Regions from separate parts of the Mus musculus genome. Here regions 1 and 2 are each linked to region 3. A link is a loop called in an ENCODE intact Hi-C map of the cell type or tissue named here. Cell type or tissue: left cerebral cortex. All regions are shown on one strand.

The links. Peaks named below come from ENCODE experiments on the same cell type or tissue, not always from the same donor. Only the 100,000 strongest peaks of a DNase experiment are listed, where the experiment ranks them.
Region 1: it touches region 3 in a loop (4-fold over the local background); 33 of 42 quality-filtered maps call a loop at or near these places.
Region 2: a loop joins it to region 3, with 4 times the contacts of the local background. A loop is called at or near these places in 10 of 42 quality-filtered maps.

What each region holds. Positions count from the first base shown.
Region 1 is chr2:158,545,459-158,547,958 of GRCm38, forward strand. Arhgap40 (Rho GTPase activating protein 40) reads left to right here. Exons shown (of 15, transcript NM_001145015.1): 12 at 1,250-1,390; 13 at 2,161-2,336. Among named protein-coding and RNA genes, the nearest start is that of Arhgap40, 34 kb to the left of the region's middle. In left cerebral cortex, a CTCF peak has its summit at 1,501 (motif pointing right); a DNase peak (open chromatin) is centred at 1,512.
Region 2 is chr2:158,378,386-158,380,885 of GRCm38, forward strand. Snhg11 (small nucleolar RNA host gene 11) reads left to right here. Exons shown (of 5, transcript NR_164123.1): 4 at 2,386-2,466. Gm25129 (a small nucleolar RNA gene) reads left to right here and starts at 1,149; the gene lies at 1,149-1,281. In left cerebral cortex, a CTCF peak has its summit at 1,561 (motif pointing left); a DNase peak (open chromatin) is centred at 1,536; H3K4me3 peaks cover 2,156 bases.
Region 3 is chr2:158,640,633-158,643,132 of GRCm38, forward strand. No RefSeq gene overlaps it. Among named protein-coding and RNA genes, the nearest start is that of Mir3474, 3.3 kb to the left of the region's middle. In left cerebral cortex, a CTCF peak has its summit at 1,429 (motif pointing left); DNase peaks (open chromatin) are centred at 743, 1,439, 2,154 and 2,314; H3K27ac peaks cover 1,734 bases.

The DNA.
Region 1 (2,500 bases), 95 kb before region 3:
CTTCACCAAGGCCACACCTCCTTCACCAAGGCCACACCTCCTTCACCATAGTGCCACTCCTTGGGCCAAGCATATTCACAGCACCACAGGCACACACTTAATATATTCCAGCAAAGCATTCAAATGCACCCTGGGCTTCCCATCTCTGGGTTTCTGCTTAAGCCTTTCACTCTGCCTGGATACTCCTTTCCCTTTCTCCAAAGGCAGAACTTGGATGTGGTGGCGCATGCCTTTAATCCCAGCACTAGGGAGGCAGAGGCAGGTGAATTTCTGAGTTCGAGGCCAGCCTGGTCTACAAAGTGAGTTCCAGGACAGCCAGAGCTATACAGAGAAACCCTGTCTCAAAAAACAAAACAAAACAAAAAATAAGGGATGCTTATTTTTTTAAAGACTCAGTTCAGGGTCAGTTGTTCTGCTGAAAACCCCCTACCTGCCTCCCAGACTCCCATAATTCCTTTTTCTTTGCATGCAACCCCCTAACTTACATTGCTATTAAAACACAGTGAATTGCAATTTTTTAAAGATTTATTTTTATTTTATCTGTATGAACTTTTGGCCTGCATGGGTGTGGCCACACCACATATGGCCCTGCTCCCTGCAAAGGTCAAAAGAAGACATCAAATCCAAATAGGGGGAGTTCCACGTGATGTTGGATGCTAGGGACCAGCTAATGAAAGAGCTGCCAGTGATCTTACCTGACAGCTCTTGGATGCTACCTTTTTCCTGTTATAGGAAGTTTTTTTTTTTTTTTAAATATTCCTTAAATACTAGTTTTTTACTAGTTGGTTTTTTTTTAAAGTATCAAACAGCCCAGATGTATACAGCAAGATAGAAATCTCATCAACTTCTCCACGCGTGTCACTGTGATTAGGCTTCTACACCTCATAGTCTGTCGAACCTTGGAAAGAGGGTCGCTGGGTCTTTGCTAGATTCTCACACTGCACAGTGGCTGAGCTGACCTGCAGTTCTCCAGGAACTCTGCAGGCCAGATGTGTTTGGGGGACATCTCTGCATGGTGTGCCAGTGAGAAGCTTCTCTCAAGCACAGCTCTGTCCAGTAGCTCCAGGGACTGCTCGATCCTGAGTCCAATACTCCGGGGTCCTCATTGGGGCTAAACCTCTAACATCTCTGGAAGCTGCTTCAAGGTGTCCGTTTCAAGCCCTGTGCGGGAGAGGCAGCGGTGGCTGAAATGGGGCCTTGCTTGCCACTGCCATATCAACTCAGCTGAAACATGATTCTTTCTGGACAGGTCGCCTCTTTCTTGGTAGCTCAAGTGCGAAAACTGAATGACAGTAATGGCCGTCGTTCCCAGCTCTGTGATGGGGGCCTCAAGACTTGGCTGTGGAGGACACACGTGGACAGAGACAAGGCTGGGGAAGGGCTTGAGGCGGTGAGTGGCTCCCATACCAGGCGAATGGAGAAACCGAAGGGGGAGAGAAGGTTGAGGGGCGGGCATCCGGGTTTTTCCTAGGCCCTGCCACCAAACTGCCATGCATAACCGTCTGTGACCTCCAGGCGGCGCCGGAGCCGCATCTCAGAGATCAAGGAGCTGGTGCCGCGAAACCAGAGGCAGGGGCTGAGGGATGGGAAGCTGGCCTGGTGGGAGGTTCTGGAAGTCACTGACTTGGCCCTATGGTTAGGAAGTCCTTTGTGAGCCTGGGGCGGGGTTCCGAAAGTGGATAGGGCTACTCTGAGGAACAGGGATGTGGAAGAATCGAAGATTCTTTCCGGAACATGGAGCAGGAAGGAGTTTTCAACACAGCCACTTGGGAAAGTCGTGTGTGTGTGTGTGTGTGTGTGTGTGTGTGTGTGTGTGTGTGTGTGTGTCTTGTGTCTGTGTGTGTCTGTGTTTCTCTGTGTGCCTGTGTATCTCTGTGTGTGTGTCTGTCTCTGTTTGTATGTCTGTTTGTGTATCTGTGTGTGTGTGTATGTGTGTGTGTCTTTGTATCTGTGACTGTGTGTGTTGACCAGCAGACATGAGCCAGGGTGTACATGTGCACATCTGTATGTAGCTCGTATGTTCATGCATTTCCACACCTGGCTGTAGACGTGGGCTTGTGCATGCATGTGATGTTGAATACTGGTCTAAGTATTACACGTGCGCATGAATTGCAGGGATGGAAGGGTCTTGATTCTTTATCTCCAAATCTTCACCTCCAGACTCCCAAAGTGGCAAAGATCCAGGTCCAGGCGACTTGGCCTAGCATGGATCTTCTGCAGGTGCCTCTGAATCCTAGCACCAGGGTGACCCACGTCTTGAAGCTGTTCACAGAGCACCTCAACCCTGGCTCACAGCCTGAAGAGGGCAGTGAGAACCCAAACAGCCTTCTCTCACAGTAAGTGCCACCTCCCTGAGGCAGGAGCCTCCATTCTGCCCTGCATGGTGTGGAGAGGGATAGGGTTTGGTCCCTTCCAGCTGAAGGCCATGAGGAGTTACACATGTCTGTCCCTGGCCTTCCCCTTTCTGTGGTGGTCAGCCTTTTTAGAACTTCTTGGCTCC
Region 2 (2,500 bases), 260 kb before region 3:
ATCCATCCATTCCTGTTGGGCACTACTTATATTGGTGGTATGATTGGTGGTGACTGCCCTGCCATAGGCCAAACACACTGTTCTTTTTAGCAGTTAAAGCCAACAATGGGTTCGTTCTAGAAGTAAGAGCCAACAGTTTTGGGATGCTTACTGACTGGTAACTTCTGTGCCAACCCTTTGCCCCATAACCACCATGCCCTGCTGTAAGCAGTGGCAAGCTGGGTACTCATCAGATTTCATTTGCTTTGCTGGTGACTCCACTGTAGATAGAGGCATCCTGAGTGTTGCCATGTCAGGAACATTCTAGACCCACCTGTACTTGAGGTCAGATCTCTTGTCCAGTCAATTCTTTGGAGCATTGGTCCCTTGCATGCAATACAGCACTATGCATGTTGCCACGGGTTTTCAGCGATGATACAAGAGCCGACTGGACACGGGACTCCTGTCCTGTCACTCTCTGAGTCAAAGATAGACTCAGAACTTCATTTTCAGCATTTGAAAAATAAAAGGATAGGTAGATGTGGTGGTGCACACCTTTAATGCCAGCATTTGGGAGACAGAGATCTCTGTGAGTTCGAGGCCAGCCTGGTCTACAGAGCAAGTTCCAAGACAGTCAGGGCTACACAGAGAAACCCTGTCACAAAAAAAAATGAAAAATCAAAAAACAAACAAACAAGAAAGAAAGAAAAGAAAAGAAAGGAGGGGGCTGGAGAGATGGCTCAGTGGTTAAGAGCACTGACTGCTTTTCCAGAGGTCCTGAGTTCAATTCCCAGCAACCACATAGTGGCTCACGACCATCTGTAATGGGATCTGATGCCCTCTCTGGTGTGTCTGAAGATAGTGAGCATATTCACATATATAAAGTAAATAAATCTTTAAAGAAAAAAAAAAGGAGAACTAAAACAATGACAGGCAGAGATAACTTGTGTTCCACTTGAGCTAATGTGCCTGTCCCAACCCCTTATGTCTCCCAGTAGCCGTGCTCAGGGGATCTTTGGTTATCCTTGGCCATGAGGCTTTATTGGGCCTTTGTAGGAAAGAAGGACCATGGCAGGGGAGCTATGCTTAGCTAGGCTTTCCCCGGACTCAACCCTGCAGGCCTCCAGTGTCTGCATCTCTTTTTGGCCTCATGTCTGTTTTGCATCTGCACCTGCATTTAGAAGCCGACCATGGGCTGCGTGTGCTCTGGCCATACATGATGCAGGGAGAGGAGTTGCTGAAGGCCGTTTCCCGTGTTTGAAGGGTCCACTCCTCCCTCTCAAATGCTGGCGCTTTCACACACTCCTGCCAACACTTAAGCCTCCCCACAGGACGTGGATGGCTGCGTGAGAGTCATCTCAGTTTTGTTTTGCTTTGTTTTGTTGGTTTGAGACAGGGTCTCACTATGTGGGTCTGGGCTGGCCTGCCTCTGTCTCCCAAGGGCTAAGATTAAAAGAGTCATGTGCTGGGGCTGGAGCGATGGCTCAGCAGTTAAAAGCACTGGCTGCCCTTCCAGAGGGTCCTAAGTTCAATAATTTCCAGCAACCACATGGTGGCGCATGATTATTTATAAGGGGATCTGATGCCCTCTTCTGGCGTTTGGGTGTACATGCAGCAGAGCACTCATACATTAAGTAAATGGATACATTTATATTTTGGCTTGGGCTTTCTCAACGTGGCTCTCTTCTATCAGAGACCAAGGTTTTGACACTTTCGCATCTAGGAAGGCCAAGGTGAATTGCACATAATGAGTGGTACGTACTCACCACTACAAGGTTTTTATAAAGAAGCTATCTTTTTGTGTTTCTTTTCTTGAAACAGACTCTCTTTGGAGTCCTCTAACTTGCTTTGTGGCCCAGAATGGCCTTGAACTCACAGAGAGTCTCCTGCCTCTGCCTCTAGAGTGGCTGGGATTAAAACCACCATGCCAGACAGAAGCAATCTTTTGGAGTTGGTGTACATGCCCGAGTGGGCCTTTGAAGAAATTTGATTCAATGAACAAAGGAGACTTTTTTGGTTTGTTTTTGTTTTTGTTTTTTTCGAGACAGGGTTTCTCTGTATAGCCCTGGCTGTACTGGAACTGTAGACCGGGCTGGCCTCAAACTCAGAAATCCACCTGCCTCTACCTCCCAAGTGCTGGGATTAAAGGCGTGTGCCACCACCGCCCAGCTACAAAGGAGACTTATAGGAGAAGGCGTGGGAGGGACTCTGAGGTTGACATGCAGGCCACTAATGACAGTATATAGCGGAGGCTGCTGGATGTTGGGACCTTGGTGGGAGGAGCCCTGAGAGGAAGGCCCTGAGCTCTGTCTCTGCCACTTATATGACTACTCAGTTGTCCTGTGGGGAGCTGTTTTAGACTCATAGGTCTGCATGCGTGTTCACTTTCTGTCCATCATTAATTAGGAACGTACTCCCCAACATCAGTGTGGAGCGACCAGAGAGCATGACCATCTCGCAGTGATCGCCTGCAGGGGCCTTAGCCAGGTGAGCTACTGCCAGACCGCTGGGTCAGAATATG
Region 3 (2,500 bases):
AGGCCAGGTGGGAAGCTGGTAAGCCATACAAGAGGATGTAACTTGTCCCCAGCCCAGGAGACATCATCAAAGATTCACCAAGAACTGGTGTGATGAGACCGGCCCTGCGTGACTATTTTACCTAGCGTGATGTCACAGATGTCACGGCATCCTGAGCGGCAGTTGTGTGTATTGTCTCCTGTCTCTCTCCCTTGTCCCTACACACACACACACACACACCCTTGTTTTAGGAATGGTCTGACAGTCATTGGCTACCCTAGTCCTCACTGTGTAAACCCGGTTGTCCCAAAGCTTGTGGTAGCCCTCCTGCCTCTGCCTCCAGGATGCTGGGATTGTAGACGTGAGCCAGCACACCGGGCTGTTCCATGCTTGCTTTATCTGTGGTACTGGACATGCAGGTCACCTCTCTCTCAGCTGTTGGGAACATTAGTGTCTGCAGGCCTCCTTTGGCATGGGTACTGGATGGGGTGCAAGCTGGACTTGAATTATCTAAGGAACCTGTTTACAGAGCAGCAACCATCTTTCCGTCACATCAGAAGGCCCCGGGTTCTGGCTCCTTATCTTCACCAGTTCTTACTTTTGTGTTTGCCTGCTGGTTGATGGAGTTGACGTCTTTTCCAGCGCCTGTTGGCTATGTGTGTCTAGGAAGTTTAATTTCCCAGGGTTCTGTTTCACTTGTACTGTGGGCTCTGCCAGTGCTTGGTGGCTACTCTGCAATGACAGCCTGCATCCTCAGCCGCCTACATCCCACATCCAGCCCGCACCCAGCCCATCCTGAAGCGTCACACCCGTGTAAGGATGTAAAGCCTCCACCCTGGCCTGCTTGGTGTTAGCATGTTCACTGCTGTGTCTGGTCTATTAATACTTTGTCACTCGTCTTCTAGAAGATTCGAGAGAAGTGGATCTGGCAGTTTAAAATCCTCATTAACAAGAGAGCAGGGTTACTAGGGTGTTCCCCAGAATGTTCAGGAAGACGAGGAAGGGACCTTCTTCCCCTCTGGCTACTGTCTGGCTTACTGAACCTTTTAGAATTGTTTGTGTTTCTTTTTGTTTCCCACTGCTAGGAATGAACCAAGGGCCTCCGTGCCTGCTAGGCCCCACCACTGAGCTACACTCTCAAGCCCTTGGGGGTGTGGAGATAGAGGTCTGAGAGCTGTTTCTCAACCTGGTTTAGCAAGAGGACTGAGTCCGGTTGCCTGAGTCTTAACAGCCTAGGATGTTTTGTTGAACATCTGGCCAATCTGGGGTTTTCTTTCTTTTTCAACCATCCCACCTTGCTATCACCCGGCACTTGGTGGGGCTTGAGGTTGGTGGACATTCTGTAACCCAGACAAGCTTCAAAAAACTTCAGGGGACTTGTTTTAATCCTGGAGCCCCTCACTGTGGGAATACACTGGTGAGCCAGCAAGCCCTGGTCCTCTAGTGCCACCTGGTGGCTTTCTGAGGAGCCACAATGCCCTGGATGCAAATGCATAGGCTCTCTGAATTCAGGGCTGCTTTTCAGAAAGGACCAAATTTATTTGTAAGCACACGGTATACTCTGAAACCAAGAGACCCCAGGGACTCTTGAGAGCTCCTGCCACTTTCACCACCCACCTGGCTCCCTTTTTTCTGTGTCAGGGTCTTGATACATAGACTGCCTTCAAACCCTAGATCCTCCCACCCTGGCTTTCCTGTATCAGGCTTGGTAGCTGCACTTCCATACACAATTTGGATAAGGACCACATTGGAGAGCGCTCCCCTAGGAGGATGGGGTGAGGAGGCTGAGAGCACAGGTGTAGTCTGGGACATGGCGTGTTGAGGCGCTGTAGCGGAAGAGTCTTCAAGGAGACTTTCAAGCAGGTGTGGCTGGAGCCTATTGTCCTAGCAGTTGGGCTATATAAGATGCTGGGGCTGGGCAGGGAGGGAGAGATGCAGGCAGAAGTTTGGATGGTCAGGTTGCTGCTTTCCTTGTGCCATGTGGGTGCCCCTTTCCCTCTGTACTTCTGTGGGATTCTTGCACGTGGCCTCCAGAAAGCAGAGCCTACTGACTGGCAAGGAAGAGATGTTCCCCTTCTCCTGCAAGCTTGAAAAAGCAGTGCTCCTGAGAGCATCTTGAAGCTGGTTCCAAGGGCCTGGTGTGATGAAGACTTACGTGGCAGTAGCTGGCTGGCAACCCAGCTTCCCCTAAGCTTCAAATGAGCTCTTGCATGGAGAGGCCCCATCCTGTTTTCAGTCTGCTTGAAATGGTGTGTGAAAGAAGGGAGTCACATAAGCCACCTGGGTTTCTGTGCAAACCATGTCCTCCTTCTTGTTGGTCTGTTTTTTAAGTGCTTTGGGGTAGAAGATGTAGCTCAGTGGGATGCTTGCCTCCCATGCACGGAATCCTGGGTTTAGTCACCAGTGCAGCATCAACATGGGCGGTTTCATAATCCCTGCTCTTGAGGAGGAGGGGGAGGCAAGAGAGGCATAGAGATACCCGGCGATACATAGTGACTTTGAGGCCAGCCCGAGACCCCAT